Regions from separate parts of the Mus musculus genome. Here all the other regions are linked to region 2. Evidence: chromatin loops called from intact Hi-C (ENCODE). Cell type or tissue: heart. All regions are shown on one strand. Region 1 holds the start of Stx16 (syntaxin 16). Region 2 has its middle 8.1 kb from the start of Ankrd60. Region 3 has its middle 13 kb from the start of Gnas. Region 4 holds the start of Rab22a (RAB22A, member RAS oncogene family). Region 5 overlaps Gnas (GNAS (guanine nucleotide binding protein, alpha stimulating) complex locus). Region 6 holds the start of Npepl1 (aminopeptidase-like 1). Region 7 holds the start of Gnas (GNAS (guanine nucleotide binding protein, alpha stimulating) complex locus).

Evidence for each region. Hi-C counts contacts between places; a loop is a spot of excess contacts. Peaks named below come from ENCODE experiments on the same cell type or tissue, not always from the same donor. Only the 100,000 strongest peaks of a DNase experiment are listed, where the experiment ranks them.
Region 1: it touches region 2 in a loop (3-fold over the local background); 16 of 42 quality-filtered maps call a loop at or near these places.
Region 3: a loop joins it to region 2, with 6 times the contacts of the local background. A loop is called at or near these places in 25 of 42 quality-filtered maps.
Region 4: it touches region 2 in a loop (2.8-fold over the local background); 4 of 42 quality-filtered maps call a loop at or near these places.
Region 5: it touches region 2 in a loop (4-fold over the local background); 16 of 42 quality-filtered maps call a loop at or near these places.
Region 6: a loop joins it to region 2, with 3 times the contacts of the local background. A loop is called at or near these places in 11 of 42 quality-filtered maps.
Region 7: it touches region 2 in a loop (6-fold over the local background); 26 of 42 quality-filtered maps call a loop at or near these places.

What each region holds. Positions count from the first base shown.
Region 1 is chr2:174,074,012-174,078,011 of GRCm38, forward strand. Stx16 (syntaxin 16) reads left to right here and starts at 3,040. Exons shown (of 9, transcript NM_172675.4): 1 at 3,040-3,178. The coding sequence starts at 3,047. In heart, CTCF peaks have their summits at 1,931 and 2,134; DNase peaks (open chromatin) are centred at 1,550, 2,220, 2,710 and 3,340; H3K4me3 peaks cover 3,656 bases; H3K27ac peaks cover 3,333 bases.
Region 2 is chr2:173,584,385-173,588,384 of GRCm38, forward strand. It overlaps the pseudogene Ppp4r1l-ps. Among named protein-coding and RNA genes, the nearest start is that of Ankrd60, 8.1 kb to the left of the region's middle. In heart, no CTCF peak of the experiment used is centred here; a DNase peak (open chromatin) is centred at 2,396; H3K4me3 peaks cover 1,978 bases; H3K27ac peaks cover 434 bases; H3K27me3 peaks cover 1,384 bases.
Region 3 is chr2:174,282,465-174,286,464 of GRCm38, forward strand. It overlaps Gnasas1 and a transcript of Gnas not described here. Among named protein-coding and RNA genes, the nearest start is that of Gnas, 13 kb to the right of the region's middle. In heart, a CTCF peak has its summit at 1,721 (motif pointing left); no DNase peak of the experiment used is centred here; H3K4me3 peaks cover 2,931 bases; H3K27me3 peaks cover 2,631 bases.
Region 4 is chr2:173,657,816-173,661,815 of GRCm38, forward strand. It overlaps Rab22a (RAB22A, member RAS oncogene family), which reads left to right and starts at 2,030. Exons shown (of 7, transcript NM_024436.3): 1 at 2,030-2,326; 2 at 3,617-3,696. The coding sequence starts at 2,291. It also overlaps the pseudogene Ppp4r1l-ps. In heart, no CTCF peak of the experiment used is centred here; a DNase peak (open chromatin) is centred at 1,986; H3K4me3 peaks cover 2,446 bases; H3K27ac peaks cover 1,980 bases.
Region 5 is chr2:174,305,927-174,309,926 of GRCm38, forward strand. The region is part of intron 1 of Gnas (GNAS (guanine nucleotide binding protein, alpha stimulating) complex locus); the gene reads left to right. Among named protein-coding and RNA genes, the nearest start is that of Gnas, 10 kb to the left of the region's middle. In heart, a CTCF peak has its summit at 2,164 (motif pointing right); no DNase peak of the experiment used is centred here.
Region 6 is chr2:174,108,664-174,112,663 of GRCm38, forward strand. It overlaps Npepl1 (aminopeptidase-like 1), which reads left to right and starts at 1,688. Exons shown (of 12, transcript NM_213733.2): 1 at 1,688-1,909; 2 at 2,414-2,599; 3 at 2,951-3,121. The coding sequence starts at 1,760. In heart, a CTCF peak has its summit at 1,544; DNase peaks (open chromatin) are centred at 1,668 and 2,378; H3K4me3 peaks cover 1,785 bases; H3K27ac peaks cover 1,652 bases.
Region 7 is chr2:174,295,588-174,299,587 of GRCm38, forward strand. Gnas (GNAS (guanine nucleotide binding protein, alpha stimulating) complex locus) reads left to right here and starts at 2,272. Exons shown (of 12, transcript NM_010309.4): 1 at 2,272-4,000. The coding sequence starts at 2,275. In heart, a CTCF peak has its summit at 1,894; no DNase peak of the experiment used is centred here; H3K4me3 peaks cover 3,660 bases; H3K27ac peaks cover 1,039 bases; H3K27me3 peaks cover 1,647 bases.

The sequences.
Region 1 (4,000 bases), 490 kb after region 2:
TGCTCAGCTCCTGGTTTCTTCATCTCCCTGTTGCTGAGCTCTGGAGTTGCTTGAGGTGCCTGTTTTGAGAATAAGAGGATTCTTGTTCTATTCTTCATATGTGCGAAAGCTGTTCATTTCTCTCAAAGAGATGCAAGCTTGGTTGGTTTCTTAAATGTCCAACAAGATTTAAGATTATTTATTTAAGATTCACCAGGAAGGGTCGTCATCATGGACTGGAACACACCACCAGGAATAACTCTGCTAAGCTTGCTGAATGCAGAAAATGAATAAATTACCATTCTATATAATATTTGTCCAGAATCTGACATCAAATACAAAGTGTTTGTATTTGATCTGCACAATAACCTTAGAGAGGTGGACAGGCCAACTGACTGCAAAGACTATGTAAACTGGACATATAGATGTGTTTAAAATATATACGTTAGAAGGCTCTAAAGGCTTTAGAGACACTGGATGGAGGACAGACATTTGGGAACGTAAATCTCAGCTCTCCAATATTCGTGCATATATTTATAAACCATTTATTCGGAGCTTGTTACAAGCCAGATGAGATGGCAGTGGGTACAAAGATGACTAAAACACAGCCGTCCAGTCCAGCGTAGGAGGGAGATCAGGTTCTAGCCAGAAGTAAACAAGCCCCTGCTTTGCAGGGGGGTTGGGGGGAGGCCGATGTGTGCTCTCGAGAATGGAGGAGAACAGGCCCACAGCTCTAATCCAATGTTCCTGCGGGAGACCGGCTCGGCGGTTGTTTACTAACGCCGTAAGCACAAAAAGGAGAAGGAGGAGGAGGAGGAGGAGGAGGAGGAGGAGGAGGAGGAGGAGTGGGCTTTGCCACGTGACTGGGGTCAGCTCTCACCAGCAGGGTGGGCTGCCGGAACTCTTCCCTCACTGCACAAATATCCCCTGGGGTCTGCACACAGGGTTCCTCTTATTTCCCTCCACGAAATTAACCCGGGGCCTGTGGTTTTGGAGCAGCAGAGTGCTTGGTTCTATGGCCCCAGCGGGGTCTGGGCTGTTTGTCACCTTCCGAGCAGCCCCCGCTGATCGTCAACCGCTGCGGGGGGAGTGGGCGCCCCTGTCTTTAAGGAGCTCGGCATCGGAATCATCTCTTCTCTATCAGCTCGCACCGCTGCTCTCCGGGCCTCGATTCCTCCATGCATTCATTGTGTTATGTGTCTCAAAGATACTTTTCATACGGATACTGTTGCACACAAGCACAGGAGCACCCGCTCTTAAAAGCAAAAGCACCCGGGGCTCAAGAGCCTGACCCTACGCGCGGCTCCCACGCCTGCCTCCTGGCACCCGGGAGAGGCAGGGGACCCTCAAGTCAGGCCAAACTGTTCCCAATCTGATCCCAAAGCTGAGAGCAAGATTGAGGGCAAGACACCCCATAAAGTCGCTCTGCAGATATTGGTCTGTCATCCAGGCTTGCCGGTGACCCCAGCCTCCGGAGCTGCTGTTCACTGAGTGCGGCAGCTGCAGCCCTGGGGGGCCCTGGGAGACGCCCCCACCCCCCAAGCCAGGGTAGCAACGAGTGGGATGCATGGTTCCAGAGACTGGGAGGCGACCAGAAACCCCAGCTCGAGGAAACGTGGGCATAACCTCAACACAAAGTACTTTTTGGGGGAGTGGGGCTGAGGGGTTGTCTCTAAGTTTAGGAACCTTTCCCACTTGGGCACAACATTGTAGTGCCCAAGTGTAGATGCCTGACCACTCTTTATTGCCCACAGTAAGGCCAGCAAGGCCTAGCGCCCAAGCTTTTTTTATTATTATTTTTTTCTTTTTTCCCTGGCCTGGTTGTTTTTCGGATACTTTTTTTTTTCTCACAGTTTAAAGAAAAAAAATAAAAAAATAAAAAGGTAAGGCCATCTCAGCAGCGCCAGGCGCCTGCAGTGGAGCGTGCCTGGCCTGCAGAGGCAGACTTCTTCCACTTTTCCTCCGCCCCCGCGCAGGACTAGGCTCTGCAAGAGCCACGTTTCCACATTTCTGCCTGCCTGACAATCCTACTAGAAGTTTACAATTGCCTGGACCCCAGTGGTGGTCTTCGGCTCCAGGGCCAAGGTTTTGAAGCCGTTTTTTGGGGCCAGGACGCCTGCCCCAGAGTCTGTACACTCTTAGGAAAAGGGGAAGAAGGCGCCCCGGGAACTGTCCCAGAGAGGGCGGAGCACTCCCATCCCGGGGCAGGGCAATAAGGGAGCTCCCGCTCCCGGAACGTTGCAAGCAATCTCATGAATGTCGCAGGGGGGCACCCGCGAGGAACGGACAGGAAGAGGGCCGGGGGAATGCTAGAGCCCGGGACCACTGCACGGAAGCGGCCTTGGGCAGGGTTGCAGCCTGATCCCGGGATGGAGGGTGCCGGTGAAGAGGAGTGAGGAGGCTGGGGGAGGCAGGCCGTGAGGTCCTCGTGGAGGCCCGCAGCCTCCTGGCAGTGGAGAAGCAGGCCGCACAGGAAAGAGAGGGGTCAGGTCGGGCTGAGCCTCAGTAGGCTCAGGCGACTATATGGGAGCTGTAGACGCTCCTTTGTCGTTGTGGGCTCGGCCTGTTTGGAGCAGGCCTTTTGTGAGGAGAGTTAACCCAAACTCGGAGTTAGAGCCACATGCCGGGCACGCAGGCGCTCTGAGTTAGGGTTAGGGCGCCAGCACCTTTGGGGAGGTCTTAGGAAGTGAGTGGGTAGGGGTCTCTCCCATCCCCGAGCCGGATTGGCGCGTCAGGCGCTTGTGGATCCGAGCTGGGATTGGGGAGGGGTCTCCAGGACGTTTGATTTCGACGCTAGGATTGGGGGGATTCGAGTGCTTTGAGATCCGAGCCAGCCTTGGGGTAGGGGGAGTCAGGCAGTTGGAAAAGGCGAGGTGGTTATTTGGGGAGGGGTCTCCGCGCTTAGGCGGATTGCAAAATCGCGCCGTGAAAAGCCTAAGGCTTTGTCAAGAGAGATTTCTGTGCAAGAGTGGAATCAGCTAGGCCAGACCAAGAGAGAAAGTGAACAAATCAGGACTACAAGGGGGGGTGGGAGACCCTGAGAGGGGGGGTCACAAAGGGGGAGACAATGGCCACCAGGCGTTTAACCGACGCTTTCTTGTTGTTGCGGAATAATTCCATCCAAACCCGGCAGCTGTTAGCCGAGCAAGTGAGTAGTCACACCACCTCCAGCCCTCTGCATTCACGTAGCATTGCTGCGGTGAGTCTTCCTGGCGGCCTCTCCAGACACACACACCGTGTGCACTGCGGCTCTGCCTGTCTGTCTGTCTCTTGTCTGTCTCTCTGTCTAAAAAGAAAAAAAAAAAAGAAAAAAAGAACAACAACAATAACAAGGCGACGACGACTAGGAGTGTGATACAGAAGGAAGTGGAGCACGGCCATGGCTTATGGGGCACTTGCAACCCCCAATGGGGACCACAGTATCAACCCCTGCCCTGCCTTCTCACTTCCTGGGCCTCCTGGTCCTCCTCCCCCACCATCCGTCGGGCAGCCTCGATTTACATATGTTTTAACACGAGGACTTGGAACCTAGGCCTTTCTCCAACCTTCTTTTTGTTTTGTTCTGTTCTGTTTGGCACTCCCCCCCCCCCCCCCTGCAATGGCCTCACTTTGGTTCTGTGGGCCAGGTGGGTGGTTAGCTGACTCAAATCCTTGCAGACCCCCCCCCCCCAGGAAGGAGTGTGTGTGTGTGTGTGTGTGTGTGTGTGTGTGTGTGTGGTCTGCTCAGCTCAGCTCATTTTCTTTCCCACTATTTTTCTTCCAATGGCCCTAGTTCTCGGTGTGGCCATGTACACTAGGAGTAATTGCTTTGCTGCCCCCCCCCCCCGCCCTCCCCCCTCCGAGGACTCATGTTGGTGAGATTGCAAGGTGCTAGGCGCTTCATTTTCCATTTCCCACACAGGAAATTAAGCTTCTCCATTCGAACTTTTTTTTAAAAAAACAAAACAAAACAAAAAAAGGAACCAACATGATGCGGATGTGAAAATTAATCCCCCAAAATAGCACATGGCTTTTGATTTTA
Region 2 (4,000 bases):
ATCCACAGGCAGATTCTCCCGGGGCTGTGCTAACCCGGCAGATGCAAGCAAAAACCTGCCTTCCAGCCCACTCAGGGCAGTGCCAGAATCCAGAGATGCGCTCCTGGATGGAAATGAGCCCCAGAGCACAGGCACCGCGGCAGCAGAACTTCTGCAGCATCACCACCACCTGCGAGTAATGTGAGAGCCGTGGCCGCGGCCGGCTGTGAGGCCCTGCCGGCTAGATGCCGGCTGCAGTGCCAGCTGAGGTAATTACAAGCAGCACTCGCTCTCTACAGCACAAGGGCATCCTCATGTCCACCCTCACAATCAATTGACAAGCAAGAGAAAGCATCTCCTTCAGTTCTCACTAGCTCACGTAGAGAAGATTTTAAATAGGTCTTAATAATATATACATGCACATAACACTCTCCAAGGGAAATGGAAAAATCAGGGTAGTAACATTAGACAAATACATCCAGCATGAGGGGCCCAGTTTTAAAACCATCACCCTTCAAAATGAGTACACTGTTACCTTTGAGGGCATGGCATTTTTATAAAATTTCATTATCATCAAGAAATCTTAAAAATCACTATTTTCAAGTAAGACTGTGTTTTTCTCTAGGGCTGGGAGACGTCCATAAAGACCAGGATTGCCTCTTCTGCCCGAGGCTTTGCTCATCATGAACTGTTCTACAAAGCTGTGGAGAATTCAACAACAAACATACACATGCACAAACAAACAAAAAACCTACATTATTATTTAAAGAGTTTCATATACAAAATTATTTCTGCACAGTTCCCATTATGGAAGCATAAAATTAATAGGCTATCCTGAAAATTTATGAAACAATATAGCTTCTAACTGCAAAAATTAAAAGCTGGGCTTATAGAGAAAATGACAAATAGAACCCAGAAAAAAAAATAATGGAGTTAAGACGGAAACAGAAAGAGAGCTATTTACAAGAATGTGCTACGGGCAAGGCCAGCGGCTCCTTACTAGATTGAATGAAATGCAGCGCACTCGAAAAACTTTGTGCACAACTTCAGGGCAACGTGTTTCAGGCAACCGCTAACGTCGCTGAAGTCTACAGATCCAAGATCAGGAGCAGCTGTGTTGCCTATAAGAACAAGCAGGGGGACCCCTACCACATTTAATGGATTCTTGCTCCTTTCCAAGTGGGCCGCGCGCGGGCGCAGCGGTAGCGGGAGCAGCGGGCGTGCCGAAGCCGCCGTGTACTGTGCACCCAAGCGCTTTGTAAAATAGGGGTTCGTGCGTTCAGGGTTTGAGGCTCCCAGGTCCGGTTATGGTTTAAACACACACAAAGTCTGCCCTACACCAGACCACTTAAAAGCAGCTACGGGCTGCAGCAGTTGCCCGGTCGCCTTGGCGAGCCGGAGCGAGGAGCCGAGCGGCGGATGGCGGCGCCCGCGCTCTTTTTCTCGCCGTTTCTCCCTTGTTCTTTCTCCTCCGTTTTTTTTTTTTTTTCTTCTCACTCCTTCCTTCATTTTCAACATCGCTCTTGCCCCGTGGTTCTTCTTTCTAGACCGCTTTCCCCTAGCTTTTTCGCCCGCTCTTTCTCAATCTTTATCCTTTTTTCACACCACTTCCTCGCGCGCTTTCCCCACTTAGCCGTCTGACTCGGCCGCCCTTTTCCCCTCGCTCCTTCTCCGCAGGTTTTTCCTCCTCGCTCCTGCTCGCTAGGTTTGTGTTGTTTTGTTTTTTTCCTCTCGATCTTTCTCGGCAGGTTTTTCCTCCTCGCTTCTGCTCGCTGTTTTTTGTTTTTTTTGTTTTTCTCCCTCGATCTTTCTCGGCAGGTCTTTTTCCCTCGCTCCTGCTCGCTAATTTTTCCCGCTTTGATCTTTTCCCGCAGGTCTTTTTCCTTCGCTCCTGCTCGCTAGGTTTTCTTTCCTCGCTCTTTCTCGGCAGGTCTTTTCCTCTCGCTCCTCCTCGTTAGGTTTTTTTTTTCCCCTCGCTCTTTCTCCCTAGGTCTTTCCTCCTCGCCGTTCCTCGCTAGATCTTTTTCCTCGCTCTTTTCCCCCCTCGGTTTTTCGCTACATCTACCCGTCGCTTTTCCTCGCTAGGTCTTTTCCCTCATTCTTTTTTCCCCTCGGGTTTTCGCTAGGTCTTTCCCTCTCGCCCTTTCTCGGCAGGTCTTTTAACCCCCTCTCTTTTTCTCGCTAGGTCTTTTCCCTCGCTCTTTTTTTTCCCTTCGGTTTTTCGCTAGGTGTTTCCCCCTCATTCTTTCTGTCTCGCTTGCTGCGGCCCTGCTCGGCTCGGGTGAGAGAGAGTGGTGTGATTTGCACGCGGGCAGAGGAAATGAAAAAGGGCGGGGAGGAAGCGGGCCGCGGCGAACGGCTTCATATCGCTCCCGCCGTCTGCGGGGGGAAAATGAGGCCAATATCGCGCCGGGCGCAGCCGTTATCGCAACCGGCCACTGCAATAAGCCAAGCGATGGGAGATAGGGCCCGGGACGCCGGGGGCTCGCCCAGCACCCGCCGCCAGGGGGCGCAGGGTCGCCGCGCCGGGCACAGGCTTGTTTTTCTCAGTTCTTTTTGCAGGAGTGTGCTGCGAACATGACATAATGACTAAACTTCAACCTCTCAAATTAAGGATAATGATTAAAGCTCACAGCAAAGAGAAAATCTTCCAGTTTGCCCCCGGCACCGGCCAAATCATATCCTACGTAGCTGCAAAAGCCTGATGGATTTCTTCAGGAAGACAATTATTTGTGAGATGACTAGCTGTAACCTAAGTGGGGAGAAAAAGAAAACAAAAACTAAAGATACAGTAATGTACCTCCACAAAAGCACAAACGAGCACCCCACACACATATATTCCCCCCACATCCCCCCACCTAGAAAAGAAGCACTGAAGCACACTCTCTTTCATTACTGGCAAAGCCTAGAACATTCCTTGGGCTGACAACAGATAGGAAGTGAAGAGTACTTCACACAGATGTGGTGGTGCACGCAAGAAAGCTGCATGGCGGGAAGGGGGGGGGGGAGTACATTTTATTTAATAGCTGTCTCATCCGAGAGAGGTCTTTTCAGACCTCAACACTTCCCAATATTCTTGGATGTCCAAGTGCATGAGTTACACAGAGAAGGCAGCAAGCTGAAAGTTCAAGAAAGCTTTGCAAACCCACTCCAATTCAGATGGAAATACTGAAGAGTGGGTGATTCATCTTTTATTTGGTTCAAATAAACTGCCTTATAGGACAGCAGAGTACTTGGATGCCAGAGCGACTCAGCCTTGTCCTCATGTGAAAACGGATGTCTCCCCAGAGATGGGGGGGGGGGGGGGGCACATATATAACTCAGAGCTTTGGAATTCTGTTTATACCTTAATAAAAACATAATCTCTTTATCCAAAAGAGCACTATACTGCTGTTCTGAAGTCAATTATAAGAAGAGGAAGCTCGCTTCCCGACTTGCTTCTCACGGCCACAGACAGGTTTTTACTCACTCTGCTAGTCCATATGGAAACCCCTAGTTCGGGCTGCTGTCAGTCACCACCAACCTCGGCAGCTGGCAGAGGTGCACTCTCCTCTTGTCCTGATGAAGCAAATGTTGAGAATACATCCCATAAATGACATGTCAGGCTCAAGGTGACCCCAGCACCCCCTTTATTTCTCTGCAAGCTATATGTTTCTCACTAGCCAAAAAGCCTGTCTCCTCGTACCTTGCTACCTACAACCCTAGGTACGTATAACTCCATGTGGTTGTACATTAACATGGTTGCTAGCTGATTCCAAATGCAAGCCTATCTTGAACGCTATCTGTCTTTTCTCTGGTGGGGAAGCACATAACTCCACCCACCCCACATACCCCTCGCTACCCATTGTGCTTCCCCACCCAAGGAGATGTGTCTTTGTGTTCAGTGGATAAGGTCTGCCGCCCCTCTGGCTGAGGCCCCTCATCTGTAATGAAAGGCAGGATCTGAGCGGGGTCAGCGACCACCAAAGTCCCTAGAGGCAACCCTGGGTCACAGCCACTCGACACATTCCTCTGTCTAGGG
Region 3 (4,000 bases), 700 kb after region 2:
TCTTTGTGCTCCATATGATGTTGGCAGAACTGTTTTAACTGAAAAAAAAAAAAAATAAGGTTAAGTGTATGGAAGCGGTCGGACCCCTCAGATACCCCCATTCATCAGGGTGGAAAGGCAGAGATAAGGATCTGAGATCTCAACCCCAAACAGGGGCTCAAGAGTCACAGCAATGCACTAAGAGTCAGCAGAACATCTAGATTACAGCCACACATTTGTTCATGAGATCTGCTGATCCAACCCCACTCTATCTCACCAGCATTTAAGGCTGTACATGAACTCCTAGACCACAAGATGCAGCACCAACAGTCAAGACAGAGAGATTCTATAATCTCCAACCATGCAGGGCACCTAGGACCTAAGTCTGTGACACTGCATCTGGGAGCCTGACTCTGAGGTGCAAGTGTGTGAGGGTAAGTAAGTGACCTAGGACCAGCACCTGCTTCAAGACATAACTCACAATTCCACCTCCAGGAAGGAACCCTGGGGGAGCAGCTTGGAGAGGCAGCAGTACCTCTTGTGACTCTTCACATGGACTCAAGGGAAAAACAAAAAACCAAACAGCCCACCGTGTGACATGTGTTCCATGTAAAAAACAAATCAAAAAAACCTCAAAACCAAAAACCCAACAACTAAAACACCCTGCCAAGACTTCATGCATCCCTATAACACAACTCTGCTAGTGTTATGCTTTTTTTTTTTTAAGGTACTCTATATTTAACAAGGCAAAAGGCAAGATAAACGAGCCCCACACCCACTTCCCACAGGGCTCCATCCCCTCCTGGACCTACCTGAGTCCATCGGCTCTTCCAAGCGCGCTCTGGAACAAGCAGGTCGTTTTACCTTGTTCTTCCGAGTCCAACAGCAGGATCCAGTGGTCTCTGGCCGCCCCCTAGCCATGATGCTCTTGCTGACGTACCTGTTTTTCTCATGTAGCGTGAGCTAGATGAAGTAATGATGCTGGAAGAATGAGCTGATGCTCTGGTTAAGATATATTAACCCCTCAAGACCCCTTTCTCTAATCCAAGACCTGCTCCTGTTCCTCGCTATCTTCAGCACCTAGAACAGAGCTCCGCGAGTGCCGGGAACTCAAGTGTGTTGGTTGAACCCTCAGCTGAAATGCATGAGTCCGTGGCTCAAAGACTACCCTAAAAACCCACACGGAGAGCAGCAGTTGAAGGGCATTCTCGTGGATACTCACTCTCAGCTTCCTATGGTCTTCCAGCACACCTCAGTGGAACAGTGTTCACCATGAGCTGACTGTCGGCTTGCAAATTCCTACATCTACAGCCGCGGGGGGCGGGGTTGTTTGCCAGTGGGGTTCATACCTTCTTGGAGGCTGCTCTAATTAATTACAGTTACTTTAACAGCCCTGACAAAAGTAACCACCTTTGATAAGGTTAGTGTTTACTTGAGGCTCTGATCCTCAAGCATTCACGCTCTTCGGTCATTAACACTCATTCACGTACGGATCCTCATTCCCCTGAATATTTACAATTTTGCGTTCTGGTTTTCAATTGTTTGGTGGCTATGCTCATGGAGAAAAAGTTGAGGAGTGGGGACAACCCCCCGTGGGAATCTATACTTGGCTTCTAAAATCCGCTAACCTGTAGCTATCTTACTCCCTTCGCTCGCTAGACCTCGATATCCAGCCCCCCACCCCCCATGCTTTGGCCAAATCTACTCAAACAAGGTTCCCGCCTGCCACCTGCCGGCCCACTAGGGTCTGCGCCATGAGCTATGCGCCAACGCACAGCTCGCGGGGAGGCACTCCCGCCCCCAAACACCTCCCTACTGCACATGCCCGGCAGAAGTCCGCGCAACTTTATAGGGCCCCATTGCCCCATCTCTCCTCAGTCTCCTCTATCCTCTCCCAGACGAGAGGATCAGTGGAGGCACCTCTCGGAGTCTTAGACTTCAGAGTCTGAGACTTAGCGAGAGGAGCCTCGAGGAGACTCCTTCTCTCTTCTTTACCCATCCCTTTCTTTTACTTACAGCCACAAGCTGAGGCGCGGAGCTTTAGAAAGTTCGCAGTGGTTTGAAGGTAGGTACATCCCTTCTTTTTGCCCCGAGGCGAGATTGGGGTCTTCAGACCCCAGCTTCTCTCCTCATAAGGTTAATCCTTTTCGGCCCCAACAGTCCTTGCGCAGTGGGGCCACTCTCTGCAGAGCCAGAGGGTGAGTCGGCTTCTCGGTGAGCACCTAAGAGAATGGATCGCAGGTCCCGGGCTCAGCAGTGGCGCCGAGCTCGCCATAATTACAACGACCTGTGCCCGCCCATAGGCCGCCGGGCTGCCACCGCTCTCCTCTGGCTCTCCTGCTCCATTGCTCTCCTCCGCGCCCTAGCCTCTTCCAACGCCCGCGCCCAGCAGCGTGCTGCCCAGCGCCGGAGCTTCCTTAACGCCCACCACCGCTCCGCTGCCGCTGCAGCTGCCGCACAGGTACTCCCTGAGTCCTCTGAATCTGAGTCTGATCACGAGCACGAGGAGGTTGAGCCTGAGCTGGCCCGCCCCGAGTGCCTAGAGTACGATCAGGACGACTACGAGACCGAGACCGATTCTGAGACCGAGCCTGAGTCCGATATCGAATCCGAGACCGAAATCGAGACCGAGCCAGAGACCGAGCCAGAAACCGAGCCAGAGACCGAGCCAGAGGACGAGCGCGGCCCCCGGGGTGCCACCTTCAACCAGTCACTCACTCAGCGTCTGCACGCTCTGAAGTTGCAGAGCGCCGACGCCTCCCCGAGACGTGCGCAGCCCACCACTCAGGAGCCTGAGAGCGCAAGCGAGGGGGAGGAGCCCCAGCGAGGGCCCTTAGATCAGGATCCTCGGGACCCCGAGGAGGAGCCAGAGGAGCGCAAGGAGGAAAACAGGCAGCCCCGCCGCTGCAAGACCAGGAGGCCAGCCCGCCGTCGCGACCAGTCCCCGGAGTCCCCTCCCAGAAAGGGGCCCATCCCCATCCGGCGTCACTAATGGGTGACTCCGTCCAGATTCTCCTTGTTTTCATGGATAAAGGTTAGTTGCCCTGACCAAACTGGGGTCCCTGAGACAGTAGGGTGGGAGGAAAGAGACAGATGGGAGGCAAGGTGGGAAGGGAGCGGTGCCCATTAATCAGCCCGAAATGCACCCCGGAAAAGGAGAGAGGGCTCTTCAAGTCTCTCCAGGGCACCCAGGGGCGCTTGGGAGGCCAAAGGTTTGTTGGACGGTGAGGCATTTCTGGCGCCTCGCTGGAGACAACCTGAGGTCCCCGAGCTGATACCCGGTGCGCAACATTGAATTCGGTGTGCCACACTGAATTCCCAGCGCGCCCCAGGTTTGGAGTTACATACATAAACGGCAAAGGTAAGTCACTTGTTTTCTATGTTCTCTCCCCTCCTACAGAAGTTAGTCTTCAGCAACGGAGTTGGCTTTAGGTAGAGCCCACTGGGCTCGATATGGAGGTGCACGCACCAACTTTGGCGATCTGAGACTGCTGCGCCATAGCTACAGTATTGCAATGCGCAGAAAGTAACTGCGTTTGGGATTGGGTGACAACTCTGGAGCCTAAATCGCACGTGGCATTCAGCCGGCGCGGAGCCTGGAAATCGGGTACCGGCATGGCCAATTTGGGGCCGCGGGACCCTGGAGCCAGTGCCTCCCCCCACGCCGTGCAAGTAGTCTTGGTTAATACCGCTCACCTCTGGAGGTTCGAGGAGGCCTGAGATCGTGAAAAGGGGCGCGCGCACCTCTCCCGTGCGTCCTAAAGCCAACCTTCCCGCGCAGAAAGGAGTTTCTTGATAGTGGATAGTGCTTGGAGGACACTCAGTGGTGGTATAGGGTTCTTTACGGGTGCCCTTCTGGGCTACCTGGGTTGGCAGACAGCTAGGATCACATCGGGGTATCGCGCAGCTGGTTAGGCAGATCCGACTTGTCCGGAGAGGTCCGGGACTGTGCGCCTAGGCCATAGAGGCAGGAGAGAAGGAATGAGAGCAATAAGAAGTGGTCTTGGGAGGAAAGGTAAAG
Region 4 (4,000 bases), 73 kb after region 2:
GTAGCAACAAAACTCATTTTATGGATGGAGGCCTTCACAACAGGGGGAACTGTACTAAAGAGTCACAGCACTAGGAAGGTTGAGAACCCAAAGGCTTAGACAAACTGCCCAAGGAGAGGATAGATAAGATACCACCTCAAGTGCAGGCCCGCCCCAGCTACTGGGCGAAGAGCATTTGTAAGGCAGTGTGCACAGTAAAACAGAGAACAGAGTCAAAAGGAACCAACTTGTTGTCTTCTTTAACATCCATGGCACACCAGATGAGAGACACTGACCGCTCCAATTCTCAGCCTTCTCTAGAAGACAGGCTAATCCCACACACTTCCCAGGGTAGCAGCCAACATTTACTGAGTGTTTACTATGCACAAGGACTCATGTCACCTTCTTTGATGGTTTAATCTTTACAAAATCCCTCATTATGCAGCCCTGGCCCAGCCTGGAACTCACTCTGCAGACCAGGCCGGCCTCGAATCCATAAGACTTAGGAGGTAGGATGCTACTCTGGTGGTTTTGCAGAGGAAACGACCAATGAGGCTCTAAGCGGTATGGTGACCTGCCCCAGATCCCACTGCAACTGGAGTGATCCAGGACTGCACCTGAGGGCTGACTCAAGGGCCAGGCCTCTTCACCACTCACTTTTCTTTTCTCTCCAAGTGTCATGCTACACTAATAGAGTTGACACACACACACTCACACACACACACACTCAGGGATCAAATGTGCTCAACACTGCAATGGTCTACCAAACATTCTCAGTCAACATCAACTCCTGTCAGGGAGTTTCAGGTAGGGAAGGGAAGGGGACAGAAGTAACTCCTAGGGCTGGGACTCAGGAAGCCCCAGTTGACTGTGGTGATTTGTGTCATCTGAGGTGATTTGACCTCAACCACCAGCAAGCCTCCCTGGGTTTTTTTTTTTTTTTTTTCCTGCTCCCCTCTGGCTTGTGAGGGAGATCTAGTTCATCTTTGTAAATTCATAAGCCCAACAAATGGCCCGAGCAAGTAGAGGTAGGCGCTGAAAAACTATATTGGATAGACAAGCCAAAGCTTCGTTTGTCCATTAGCCACAAATTGGAACTTGCACTTCGAAGGTGGCATCTCTCTCAGCTACTGTCTCTTAAAATAATTCCAGAGAAGAAGTGGAGGCTGAGAAGGGTCAAGTGGAAGAGACCCACTCAAAACATGGAAAGCAGTGGGCTCCATGAAGACATGGAGCTGGCCAGGCCCACAAGTAGGGCGTCACTCCCAAGCCCTAACTAGGAACCCAAGGAGGTTCCTCCCAGGTTGGGATTGGCTTTCCCTCTCACAGCTCCTAGCGCAGCCAGAGGAGAAAGTGACAGGAAGACAAAGTTTCCAACAGACCCAAGTCCTAGCCCAGGAGGGAAGGGCACCTGAGAAGAAGCGGGCTCGAGATAGGCTCGACCTGAGGCTCCTGTCCCGTCTAAGTGCACCCCACAGTCCTCTGGGAGGGACCCAAGGAGGGGCGGGGCGCCCCAACTGTTACTTACAGTCCTCTAAGTCATCCTGCAAGTCCACAAAGTACAGAGGGATCTCTGAAAAAAAATCAAAAGACACACAAGGAGCTACACGGGGCTGCGCGGGCGGCGAGTCCCGGGCTCGTGCGGAGGTGGGGTGAGGGGGGCTCTCGGGGAGGGGAAGGGGAGCCGTCGGAGACCCCTGAGCCTAGACCCCACTCACCCGCCATCTTAGGATGTGCCAGAGGGCGGGGCTGGAGGCGGGGGCGAGCCCAGAGGCCACGCCCATCCCTCGCGCTCCGCCCACCAGCCTGGCCTCACTCACCCGCCGCCATCTTGGGACGGGTGGAAGGTGGAGCTAGAGGCGTGGTAGCTTCAAGATTACGCCCCATCCCGCCCCGCCCACTCCTTAGAGAAGATGGGGCTGAGGCGGAGCTGGAGGGTGGGGCGACGCTGAGGCTCCGCCCATTGGTGCTCCGCCCACCCGCCTGTGAGCTGCGAGCCGGCCGCCCCGCCCTCGCGGAGAAGGTGGCTGCCGAAGTGGGCGGGGAGGTCAGGTGACCCAGCTGGCGTCCCAAGATGGCGGCGGCGGTAGCGCCCGGGAGGCCAAGGCGGTGTCCCGGCTGTTGAGGTGACTCCGCCGGACAAGTGACGGGGTCGGCCGGACCGGAGGGCGGCGGCGGACGCACGGCCGCCCGGAGTGCTCGGCCGGGACTTGGCGGTGAGGCGGCGGCGCCGGGGGATGCTGGTGCTGGGCCGGGCCTCTCCCTCCTCAACTTAGGGCGGCGGCGGGCCCGCACCCCTGGTTCCCGGGCCATGGCGCTGAGGGAACTTAAAGTGTGCCTGCTCGGGGTAAGTTGCAGCGGGCGGGGTCCGGAGGGTCGCGGAGGCCGGGCGGGCGGGCCCCGGCACTCCAGGGCCCCTTGCACCCCTTTACGCTCAGCGCGGGACGCAGCCCCCCACAGACCCCTTAGGGCGGCGGGACCAGCAGGCTGTGCCCCACCCAAGGCCCCCAGGTGTCAGGGTGGCCCCCGGCGCCCCGGAGCGACGCCCTCTTTCCATCCCACAGTGAAGTAGCCCACAGGTAGTTTCCTTCCAACTTTGCGAGGGACACCTTTAAAGTTAGACAAGTTTCTGAAAGTTAACCCTCCCCAGCAGGGCTTTGGGTTTTATGCGCACACTTGGCCTCCTTTCAGCAATGTGGGATGGTTTTGAACTTTTGGGACGTCTTTGACACTTCTGCAAGAGTTACTTTCCATTAAAGTTCACTCTTCACTAGAACAGGGAGGAGTTACCAGGACTTTGAAGGTTCAGCTTCCGGTCCTCTCACAGTAGTTTGGCCTTTTCAGAGCCTTCTAATGATCTCCTTCCTGAGTTTCTGTTTTAATGACTGAAAAAAAAAAAATTCCAATAACTACATGGTTTTTGCCCCTTAGCAGGGTGGGGCTAGGGTTCATCCCGATTACTCCGCAACTTGGGAGCGCATAGTTTTACTGGTATATGTTAAAAGGCCAGTGAGTCCAGTCACCTTTCACACAGGACAGGCATTGAAGAGGCCTTTTTACTTTGGGAGGGAGCAGGAGTTCAGTCTTAGAGACTAAACCTAAACCTTGTACATCCTAGGCAAGTCCCGCCACTGAGTTGTGTGTCCCCAGTTTGCTTGCTTCTATTTTTTTAGCAGGATCTCCAGAAGTTGCCCAGGATAGCCTTGAAATCTCAGCCTCAGCAGGCCTTGAACTTGGAACCCTCCTGCCTCTGCCTCCCAGATTTGCTAAGATCGCAGTCCTGTAGCACTAGGCCGTCGTAGGTCTTTCCGGAGGTCCTAGTGTCACTTAAGAACTGCAGAATCCTTCCCCAGTACTTTCAAGATGGTTTCTCACTAGTTGGCCATGACTGGCACTGTGCTCAGTTCTTAGGCTAAGAAATCTGCCTGCTTCTGTCTCCCAGGTACTGGAATGAAAAGCATGCGCTCTGGCCCCGTAATATAGTTACTTCACTGACTTATTACAGAAGCCTGTTGTGTCTCTCCATCTGCAGATGGAAATGCTTTTTCTGCAGTCCTCCACTTTAGGCTACAAAGTAGTCTTGGGTGTCTACAAATAGGTTAGTTTTTCCTCAGTGCCCCATCTTACTCTCTTTCAGGATACGGGTGTGGGTAAATCGAGCATCGTGTGGCGGTTTGTGGAAGACAGTTTTGATCCGAATATCAATCCAACCATAGGGTAAGAGAACAAGTTTATTTACTGTATACGTCTATCCCAGAGTTCGTGGAAAGTCATCGCAAGCAGGAACGTGTGACCGGGTGTAACTCCTGTTGTCCTGAACTTGATGAAATTTTGAATTGCTGGGTCTTGACATTCCCAAAATGATTTGAGAGAATACAGTGAGGTTTACTGTATCCTAGGAGAATATCTTCAGACTTTGGGAATAAGAACTTCAACAATGAAAAAGAATCAGTTGACATAGGAGTTTACAGACCCAGTTACACCTTGAAAGAGAGCAGATGAAAACACGTTCCGATGCAGG
Region 5 (4,000 bases), 720 kb after region 2:
GAAAAATCTTTGAGGCCTTTATGCAGCTTAAGAATACTTAGTGGGCAGTTTCAGATGCAAGCTGCCAGAGGGGGCTTAGTTTCCAGAAGACTCTGAGAGAAGGATTTCTTCTTCTTCTTCTTCTCCTCCTCCTCCTTCTTCTTTCTTTAAAGGGAGAGCCAGATCCTGGGTGAAGCTTTTTATCGTGTAAGAGCTAGAGTGTTTCACATGTGAGCTCCCCCAAATGTTAAGTTTACAACTTCTTTTTTTCCCCTTCTCTATTTCAAGTGAGGCTTTATTTTATTTTTGTATATTTTCCCTGAGAGACCGTTAACTTGAGCCTAGGCACTCCACACTTCCGGCTTCTACATTTTATAGTTCACTCCTTGTTACAGGGTTTGTAACCACAAGTTAACTCAAACAATAGACAAATGACATCTTGCCAAATTTAGGATGATACGATAATGTGGCAGAAGAAAGAGAAAACCCTAAGAGGGTCATTTTCCCCCCTCCTGAACAAGTACCATCTGCCATTCCTGCTTGTTCCTCCTCTACCTCCCCTGGGATTAGCTACCTATGTATATACTAGTTCAGGATTGTTAGATAGCTCAGGGGTCAATGTGGTTGTTTTACAAAAAAAGTTGTCTCTAGTTTCCCTTCCCATAACCAGATCACCGCAGAGGCAGAGCAGCTGATGGGAGCGTGGAAGAGGACAAGACCCCAAGAGAGAGGTAAGGACCTATTCCCCTCCCCCCAGCCCCCAAAATGTTAACTTTTCAATGATTGCCAACCACCACAGACTTGAGGGGACGCGGAATGCTCTGGTCTCTGACACAAGACCTTTGAAGTTAGAATTATTGGAAGTATTTTGCATGTGCCACACTGGAAGCGGTAACCAAGGAGCATCAGGCAAGTGATCTATGAGAGGACCAGAAATACTAAAGAAGTGTGCTTCCGGGGTCCTGAGGTAAAACCCCAAACTGCCCTACAGAGTGAGTTATGAAGGCTCAGGAGAATTCAGGAATATTTTGCGTTAAGAGTCCTTCCCACTAAACCCAAATAATGGATCTTGCTAAATTTGAATGATTTAGTTAGGGGTGAGGAGAGAGGTATAAAAGTTACAATTGGTACCCGATTTAAAATTTGATGTGAATCAGTTGGTGTTTCTGACAGTCACACACATTTTGTGTGGGGGACAGTGCAAGCACTTAAACTTTGTCTCCTTATTCTTTGATAATGGGAAGGGGGAAAACGCTTATGTGCCTGCCTTCTCAGGAGTGTCACGGTCGAGCATGCTCACTGCCACCGCTAACGGAGAGTGACCTCTTATGAAGACTTCAGAATGGCCAGCTGGAGCCTCTCTTCTGACTTGCTGGCTCTTGCCTGTCCTTCTGTCAAAGGTTCTGAATACCTCTCTCCTCCTACATAACCAGTTTGTCCCTCACCAAACTGGTTGTTAACGTGTAAACAACTCCGAAGACATTCCTACAGGTAACCTGCACCCAGGTAAGTCCAAAACTGCATTTTTTTTCCCACAACAAATGTCAACATGAATGGTCATGATGACACACAAAACCCAAAGCTAGGCACAGATGAGTCTAGGACCCCAGAGCTGTAAAGGAAGTGAGAGCAGGTATCCTAGATATATTGAGTCCCCTGGGGCTTCTGAGACCCATCCTGGGCCTGAACCCCAGATTTTAAGGCAGTAAAAGTAGATTACCGGTCTCACTGATCCCTTCATTCCCCAAAGGATACAGTGTCAAGAGCAGGTGGCATTCCTGGGGAAGTGCACAGGTGTATAGTTGCATAGTGGATTCAAACATGTCCTTTCAGAACAGCACTCTCTTCAACCTTTTATTACACGTGGTCATCCTTAAGTGTCCAAGGGCCAGGACCAAAGCCCAAAAGGTCACTTCTTGGGAAAGGCAGAGTTTATTTGTAATTTGTCTCTTAAGTTGTTGTATGTTGGTGTTACTATTTTTAGCATGTCTGGAAAGTGTACGTCTTAATTCCTTGCATTTGCATCGAATGGCTCTGTTGGGCCTAGTGTATGCTTAGATAGCTTATCAATAAAATCATGAGTCACCCAGGAGCCTCCTGCCTGCTGTCTCCTGGGTAATCATTTTTTTGGTGGTGGGCTTTAGAAAAGTCTAGAGTCAGTAACTAAGGGTTGATATTTCAGGTGGCCACTAGATGGTGAGAGGGTATAAGGCAGGAGAGAGAGGACAGGGAAGGCCAGCAAGGTGGGAAGGACTCTACTTTACTTTCATTCTTTGCCCGCACCTCCACATTTTGTATATTTTGAGCTATGACTTATTCTTTTTAGCTATGCACTGAGACTATAGGAACATTTAAAGGGTATCTATTTAACAAAGGGATCTTCTAAGCAACTCCATTGACATTTTGTCACGGGGGCTGGGACCTGTTCTGTGCACTGTAGATATCTAATATCAGACACACATAAACGTGCACACACATACACACACACAAGCACACACACATGTACACATATACACACATATGTACATGAACATACAAACCACCACCATGATCACCAAAAGCTACCACTACACACATTTTACACATACATACTACTACTAACAACATATTAACAACAGCCACCACTACACACATCACACACCCACACACAGACACACACACACACACACACACACACACACATACACACACACACACACACCACCACCACCACCACCTTCCCACAATTAAGTATGATAGCCCAAATCTTTCTAGTGTCCACTAAATGTCACACATGGTTGAGAGTTCCCCTCTATCCCTTGTCCTGAGGAAGCTAGACATCGCACATGGTATAGCTTGTTCATCTACTGATAAGCCATCTGAAGGAAAGTTGTCCCTTTTACTAACCAATCAGCAATGTGCACACTAATCTTGGACACTACATTCTTGAATAGAAGCAATTTCCACACATGTCTGAGAGTGACCCCCAGATGACCCTAAATAGGAGAGAAGAAGAAATTATTTCAGGCAAATAAACAATGTATTGGTCTAGGACTCTGATAGGTTAATACCTAACTAGTCAGTGGGTAGCCAGTATCAGGGGCATACATTGATTTTTTTTAACTTTATAGTTGTACATAGGGCTCTTTAAGTTGTAATAATTAGCATCGTGCTAGCCTGTTCCCTCTGCCTGGTGTGCACTGGTAAATTCTGTTACTGTAGAAGGGATATGAATATCCAGACAACAAGGGAGGGACCTGTACCTCCCGTGTACTCACAGATACTAAAAGTACCTTCACTTAACCTGTGCACACCAGCCTTAATGAGGTACATGCCAAAGACAGCCATCCACCCACGGAAAGGTGACCTGCCACCTTTGTGTGTGGTAATGAAAGTGAGGTGACCACCACAGTGAGGAGGGGGAAGAGGAGGAAGAAGAAGGAGGAGATTGTCAGAAAGGAAACAGTGGTTCCAGAAGAAGTTCCTGACCAAAGACATTTTCTGGTCAAAAGGATTGCATTTAGGGCTTTGATAAAATGGTTGCTATGTCCCCACCTAAAAGTAGCATCAGCATCTATCCCCATGTCTACCCTTCAGGTCAAGGCTTAGTTGTCACTTTAGTGGGCCCAAGTCACCAACCAGCACCTTATCTGTCTCAGTTCTTTAGTTCCTGGGGCTGAATGCAAGGCTTTATGCCATGCTGATTGGGACTGTACTCCCAGCTTCTAACTTCTTAAAAGCAAAGGCATTTTCCAGTATTTTCCTCGTCTTCAAGAACTTAAGATTTTCATATCTTAAAGTGAGCTATCAGGGTAAAGATTAGGGTGAATCAGTCAAAACAGATTGGGTCTGAGCAGTTAGATGCCGGCCATGTCAGATGGGGAACCAGCATTTGACATCCAAACTTCTTGCAGATTCGCTTAGAGAATTTCAGGTTCTGCTAAGCAAAGTGCCCCAAAAACCTCCTCACTGCCTCAATGCACAATCCTAGAAATTAAAACCTCAGAATGTTGATTTTGAGATTTTGCCTGGGACCAAGTAC
Region 6 (4,000 bases), 520 kb after region 2:
CACCCCCCAGTGCTAGGATACAGCCCATCTTTTTATAGGTGCTGGGATCTTCAGGCCTGTACAGCAAATATTTTACCTCCCAAGTCATCTCCCCAAGCCCCCCAACATACTCTGTGGTCTGTAGCATACGCAGAGACCTGCGCACCTGCAGCTCCAGCTCCTGCTCTCATAGGCTGCAGGCTATGTCATGCTCACTCCTGCCCCACCTCCCAGCGTCATTCCTTCAGATGACATCTTGCTGTGGACTGGCCTGGGGACTGGGGACATAGTACTTCTCCCACAGGGATCAGCTTAAGCCTGCCACCCTCTAGGAAAATTGCAAGTTGTCTCGGCCCCTCCTGAGTGCCTTGTGCCTCACACTGTATTTGCAAACACCAGAGAATCGGGATAGAACACTTAGTACCCTTTACAAAATGTGTGAAAACATGCAGTTGCTGTAAAAACTCTTTTTCGAGAAAATAAGATCCAATTAGTGTTGACTTCTGCGTCAGGAAAGCCAGAGTTTCAAAGGAATCCCCTCTGCTCATTCAGCTACTGCCGTCTTCAGGGCTGGCCTGCTCTGGGCTGTTTGATGGAACCTCCAAAGCTGAAGAAATCCATACCATAGATGGCTTGTAGGTGGGGACATAAGGTGGGTGGTGCCTGCAGGGTCAGTGGAATGGAGAGCTATGTGATGAAACTGGCTTTGGTAGGGTTTTTTTTTTTTTTTTAATGTTTTATTTAATTCATTCTCTCTCTCTCTCTCTCTCTCTCTCTCTCTCTCTCTCTCTCTCTCTCTCTCTGTGTGTGTGTGTGTGTGTGTGTGTTTAAGTCGGTGTGAGTGGGTACCTCTTAGTCAACCTCTTAGTCAATGGACACATTTTGGATACTGGTTTGCACCTTCCAGATACGGGACTAGAACTCTGGTCCTCAGGCGCTGCAATAAGTGTCTTTTCTCGCTCAGCCATCTTGTTTTGCTAGTTTTAAAGGCTGATAACAGAGAAGAAATGTAGATTAAAAGTGACATATAAGACTGGAGGTCACAGCCGGGCGTGGTGGCGCACCCCTTTAATCCCACTTGGGAGGCAGAGGCAGGAGAATTTCTAAGTTTGAGGCCAGCCTGGTCTACAGAGTGAGTTCCAGGACAGCCAGGGCTACACAGAGAAACCCTGTCTTGAAAAAAAAAAAAGGAAGAAGACTGGAGGTCACTGAGCTCTAGCCCCAGGCCTGGAGTTGTCAAAACCTGGGCAGTGTAGGGTAGCAGCTGACTCCTTTCAAATGACTTCCTATAAGCTCCCAACACTGCTGTCTTTTCCTCTCCAACACAGGTGACAAAGTGCAGAGGCAGCTTGCGCCCACTGCTGAATGGTGACCTTTCTGGCGAGCGTTAGGCCGAGGAGGCGGCCTACGCGGAATAAAGGGGGGATCCGAGTGCCTAATTGTCAGGCCACTGCAGTAGCCACGGCTGTCCCTGGCAAGTGAGGCTTCCTCGAGTCCAGGAACCTACTGCCAGCCGGGCCAGGGCAGTAGCCAGAGCTGGAGCGCTTCCAGGGGCTCGCGCGCCACTTGCCCCCCAACGGAGGCCCGGAAGGCGCAGTACGGCCCGCGCCCCGCCTCCGCCGGCGCCCCCTCGCGCCCCGGGTGGGCCCTGCAGGGCGGCGCGGCCCGGAGGCGGCGGGGAAGGCGGGGCGCCGAGGCCGGGCGGGCCGGGGCGGCGCCGAGCCGGGCCGGAGCAGGGCGCAGGGTGCTGGGCGGCCCGGCCGGGGTCGTGGGGGGGAAGATGGCGAGCGTGGGGCTGCAGTTCCAGGCCAGCGCCGGGGACGCGGACCCCCAGAGCCGGCCCCTGCTGCTGTTGGGCCAGCTGCAACACCTGCACCGCGTGCCCTGGAGCCACGTCCGCGGGAAGCTGCAGCCCCGGGTCACCGAGGAGGTGAGCGGGCCGCGGCCGCCATGCGCCTGCCAAGCCCAGGCCCTGGGCCACGGGCCCCGCCTCGCCCGCGCGCCCCGCCGGGCCCAGGGCGCAGGCCCGCGACAGGCCTAGCCGTCTGTCCCCAAGGCCCTGGCTGCAGCGAGGCCCGGCCTGTGTCGCCGGCCTGCCCGGGCCGAGCCACCTGCTTCCGCGCCTCTGGGCCGGGCCCTGCAGAAGGCCCAGTGGCGGCTTTCCGCGTGGCCTCTGGCCTCGAGACCCGCTTCCATGGCCACTAGCCAGGGCCCAGGAGCCGGGCCTCCAAGTGTTTGAAGCAGAGGGTCCCCAGACAGGCCTTGCCAGCGCGAGGCGCAGTCCCACGAGGGTGGTAGGGTACCAGAGAGCCACACATGCCTGGTGGCAGCGGCTAGGGTGCCTTAGACAAGCAGGCGTGGCCCGCAGGGCGCATCTAGCCACACAGCACACGTGTTGAAGCCCGGTCCGTCTCATATCTCCTTTCTAATCCAGCTCTGGCAGGCAGCTCTGGCCACGCTCAACCCCAACCCCACAGACAGCTGTCCTCTCTACCTGAACTGCGCCACAGTGGCAGCTCTGCCTTCTAGGGTGAGCCGGCATAACAGCCCGTCCGCAGCCCACTTCATCACCAGGCTCGTGAGAACCTGCCTGCCTCCTGGAACCCACCGGTGTATCCTGGTGAGTGCTGGGCCGGTGAGTGTACCCCAGCCCGTGGCCCACCTCAAGCACAGCAGGCTGGCCCGTGTGATCTCCCATTCTAACCCTTCAACCACCGAGTGATTTACACCGGATCGGTTTGCGTGACAAATCAGAGATGCCAGCCTAGATTTATTGAGGCCTGGGCTTATGTCTGTGCCCTGCTCATCTGTCTGGGAAAGAGTGGACAACATCTGGTGGCAGACATTTTTCTCACGCAGCCTCAGGTTACTGGGGGGGCACAGCCGTCTGGGTTTGTAGAGCTGCTATTGGGAGAGTCCTGGTGGTGTCCCTTTGTGGCTTCAGCCCCACCTTGCTTCTCTCTCACTACAGATGGTCTGCGAACAGACTGAGGTTTTTGCCTCTGCCTGTGCCTTGGCACGGGCCTTCCCACTCTTCACACACCGCTCAGGGGCATCCCGGCGCGCAGAGAAGAGGACAGTCATGGTGGAGTTCTTCCTGGTGGGACAAGACAATGGCCCAGTGGAAGTGTCCACCTTGCAAGTGGGTATCTAGAGGCAACATGCCTTCTGGGAGCACAGGTGGAGAGCTCTTCTCTTCTCTCCCCCTGGGAAGAGCTACAGTGCTTTTCGGGAATCCCAAAAAAGGGTCTTGGGTTGTATTTTCAGGTCTCCGTTTGGTGCAGCTGTGATTTGATTATGCATAGTTGTCCCCTTAAGTGGGGAGCACTTTTGTGTGTGACAGTGGGAGCACCTTTACGTGTTAGGTGGGGAGCACCTTTATGTGTTTCGTCTCACTGGAGCCTCAGAGGAAACTCAGGCAGGCTGAAAACCACTGCCAGCCTGTCAGGCAAGGGAGGTGCCTGACCTAGGTTGCCTTCCGTTGCCTTGACCCGGCTTCCACCCAGCAGCCAGAGGCCAACTTGTCCCTCCACTTTGGCTTCAGGAAGGCTGTTGCTTGAGCCTCAAGCAAGCACCCTACTTGAGGGCTTTGCCCTCTGTCTCCCTGATACAGTTAAAAGGGGGCGGTCCTCCATGTCTGCCATCTCGTGTCAGCTCTCTGTTTTTGAAAACAGTCTAGTTGCTTTGCTGGTTTTAACCCCCTTTCTCTTCCAACCCACCCAGGTCTAGTTTGGGCCCCTTCTCTTTTTCTGAGGGCCACGATGTGTCCGTCTCTCCTTGAAGCATACCCCCCAATTCTCAAGCCTCTTGTCCCAACTGCCCTCCACCCTCTTACTTTCTCTTTCCAAACTCTCTGGCCTTGGTGTCTCAACTCTGCAAAGTTTCCACTACTTGTGGCCTTCATCTGGCAGTGGGCACTGAAGACCATGTCTGCCTGCTAATTCTCGGGGGTCCCTTCTGGGCTTCCGCCTCACCTCCTGCCAGCCGCTCACGTCTGGGCACTCTGTGGTGATAAGTGCCT
Region 7 (4,000 bases), 710 kb after region 2:
GGTTGAGACCCAGTTGGCCTATTCGGTGTATGTTCAAACCGTTTCGCCATTTTGAGTGTGTGTGTGTGTATATGTGGGGGAGGGTAGTTGGCCAAACTTTGGACCAAAGTTCAAAGTGTCCGGCATGCAGTGTGTTCAGCCGTAGAGTTGAGGTGACACGCCTTCGGCAGGTCGCAGGCATTCTCTGGGGGTTCACTTTGTCTGCTTTCTTCTACTCAGGGTGACCACGTGGACGCTGTAGGCAAGGGGCTGTAGTGTGCCGAGCCTGTAGTGAGAAGAGGGACATGTTAGACTTCAGAGAATTAAATCTGCCGCGGCACACAGCATGCATCTTGCAATATACCCATCTGCATGGTGCATAATTGCCGCAGCCTGCTTTATGTACCACTTCATACTCTCTTTTCTCAGGGTCCTGCAGGCCAGACCTGCCCACTGCCTAGCTGTATTGCAACAAAAGACAATGCCTCGCGCCATCGCCATTACCTACTGGCAAAATGTCCGCGGTGTGCGCGTGCCGCGGGCGCGCGGCAAAACAAAAAAAAACAGAACCCCAAAGGCAAACAATTAACAAAAAAACCCTGCCCAGGAATAATCTGCAGATCCCAGACCTAAAGCATTTTATGATTATTCGCTGAGCCCACCGGGCAATGTGACTGTATAAACTCCTGCAGCTCTGAGCCCACCCCGGCACCGCAAGGGGCGCGCAGCCGCAGGCTTTGTGACCGCGCTTAATTTCGCCTGGGTGGACTGTTGCAGTTCAACGTATAGCAAATGCTCTATGGTGCTCACAACAGAAGGAGGAGGGGATAAAAGGGGGCTGGAGAAGGGCTTGAGAGAGGAAATGAACACGGAATCCGCAGCTGGCGCTGGTGGCTGGAAGATGCGAGTCTCGGCAGCTGTTGCCACCATGGCACGGTTGGTCGGTGGGTTAAGTGCATTTCAGGTTTTCTAGTCTGCGAGACCACCCTAAATGGGCCATCAACTACACCCCAAATCTCCTTTTGCCTTTACCCAGAAGACAGAAGTACAAGACCTGAGCTAGGTGGGGGGTCTTCCGGTAAGCCTTAAGCCCCCTCCCCTATTTGCACGAAAGCGGCAAACATGAATAACTCCTAAGGGGGCTTTGCTTGATTTTCTGCAGTGCACTGCTGAGACCTTTATTTCTACTGCATCACCGTCCATATAAACAGAGCAAGCCCTGACTACAACACACTATACCACTGTTGAGAGCTCCGAGGTGTAATGGGGATGGGGGACATTGAAGGGATTTGCTGGAGCCATCCCCAACAAACAGCAAACATAAACATTAAAAAAAGAAAAAAAAAGGAAAAAAAAGAAATAAAGAAAAGTACCCTAGAGCATTTACGAAACAAATTGCGTGTTTACATTCGGCACTTCCTCACCCTGTCTCTACCCTTCCGGTGGGCTCACGACCACCTGTCGCATTTGTGTGTGTGTGTGCCTCTACCCCTTTCCTTGTATCCTAAAGCCTCCATTTCCTGACTTGGAGATGAGTATGGGTAATTGCCTGAGTGTGGGGTCCTTAGATAAGGAATTTACCGCATACTGGGGTAATCTGGGGTGATAAAGCCCTCCTGCAGTCCCTCCTCCCCTCGAGAAGAATCAGATGGGGAGGGAGGCTTTCAGCGTCTGTACTCTAACAGACCAATGCCCACGTCTTGCGTCACGTGTCCCAGCAACGCAAGAGAGCTCGCTCGCTCTCTGGCCAGGGAAAAAGCGAGCTAGAGAGACTCGGAATCAGTCCGGGAGAGGAGAGGACGGAGCCGAACGTCCCTACAAGGCCTCCGCTCATCAGCCCCCTTACCCAAAGTCGGGAGCAGCCGGCACCGGGAGCCAGCTCCCGGAGCCGGCTCAGCACTGAGACCTGCGTCCTCTGGCGGCAGAGAAAGAGTTCTATTTACGATTTTCGAGACGAATCGGCACGCTCTTAAATGCCAAGAAGGCGGAGCTAAAGTACAGCAAAGTACGAAGAGAGAACAGAAAAGTTCCTAAAGTTGTTGGCCGACCACAGCCCGAAGGGGTAAGTGTAACTAGGAAGGTGACAGACTTCACCAGCAAGAGATGACTCACTTCAGCCATGGTCCTGGGTTCTAGCCCCTGATTATCTATCCTTACAAAGTTTGGAAACTGAGGCTGGAGAACTTTCCAACAAAAATTTGAATTTTTTAAAAAAAAATTTTTTTTCACCCTAGTTTGGCTGGGTGCTCCGTCTTACGGGGCCCCAAATTTATTTTGAAAAGTCGCCACCGTGTTATGGGCATGTTCAACTGCCTCCACGGCAATAATATGTCAGGACAACACGATATCCCCCCTGAAGTCGGGGAGCAGCCCGAGCAAGAACCTTTGGAAGCCCCAGGGGCAGCTGCCCCCGGTGCTGGGGCTGGCCCAGCCGAAGAAATGGCGACCGAACCGGACTCCGAACCGTCTAACAATGAGCCCGTCCCCGACGAGACTGGCAGTGAGATCAGTGGACCCCCAGAAGACTCCAAATCTGACATCCAAAGCCCCTGCCAGGCCTTCGAGGAAGTCCGAGTGGGTGGAGACTACAGCCCACCTCCGGAGGAAGCCATGCCATTCGAGACACAACAGCCCAGCCTGGGAGATTTCTGGCCCACCCTGGAGCAGCCAGGACCATCTGGGACCCCATCAGGCCTCCAAGCCTTCAACCCAGCGATTTTGGAGCCCGGGACCCCCACTGGCGCGAGCCCAGGCCTGGGAGCCTATACCCCCCCACCAGAAGAAGCTATGCCATTTGAGTTCAACGAGCCTGCCCAGGGAGACCATAGCCAGCCTCCCTTGCAAGTCCCAGACCTTGCGCCAGGAGGTCCGGAAGCATTGGTCCCCAGAGCTCTTCCCGCGGAGCCCGGGAACATCAGATTTGAAAACGCTGGCTTCCGAGAAGACTACAGCCCTCCCCCTGAAGAATCTGTGCCATTTCAGGTCGGTGGAGAAGAATTCGGGGGCGATAGCCCACCCCCAGGACTCCCGCGAGTCATCCCACAAATCGGCATTGGCGGCGAGTTCCCGACAGTCGCGGTCCCGAGTGCGCTCTGCCTCGCTCCCGCCGAGAACGCGCCTCCCCTCTGGGTCCGAGGCGCCATTGACAGACCATTCCGCGAGGCTGTCAGATCTCCTCCTAACTTCGCATGCGACAGCCCCCCGATGGAGATCACCAGACCCCTGCTTGAGATTGGCAGAGCCTCCATTGGGGTCGACGACGACACCGCTGTCAATATGGACAGCCCCCCAATCGCAAGTGATGGCCCGCCCATCGAAGTCTCGGGAGCCCCAGATAAGAGCGAGTGCGCAGAGAGACCCCCAGTTGAGCGAGAAGCAGCCGAGATGGAAGGAAGCCCTACCACCGCCACTGCGGTGGAAGGAAAAGTCCCCTCTCCGGAGAGAGGGGACGGATCTTCCACCCAGCCTGAAGCAATGGATGCCAAGCCAGCCCCTGCTGCCCAAGCCGTCTCTACCGGATCTGATGCTGGAGCTCCTACGGATTCCGCGATGCTCACAGATAGCCAGAGCGATGCCGGAGAAGACGGGACAGCCCCAGGAACGCCTTCAGATCTCCAGTCGGATCCTGAAGAACTCGAAGAAGCCCCAGCTGTCCGCGCCGATCCTGACGGAGGGGCAGCCCCAGTCGCCCCAGCCACTCCTGCCGAGTCCGAGTCTGAAGGCAGCAGAGATCCAGCCGCCGAGCCAGCCTCCGAGGCAGTCCCTGCCACCACGGCCGAGTCTGCCTCCGGGGCAGCCCCTGTCACCCAGGTGGAGCCCGCAGCCGCGGCAGTCTCTGCCACCCTGGCGGAGCCTGCCGCCCGGGCAGCCCCTATCACCCCCAAGGAGCCCACTACCCGGGCAGTCCCCTCTGCTAGAGCCCATCCGGCCGCTGGAGCAGTCCCTGGCGCCCCAGCAATGTCAGCCTCTGCTAGGGCAGCTGCCGCTAGGGCAGCCTATGCAGGTCCACTGGTCTGGGGAG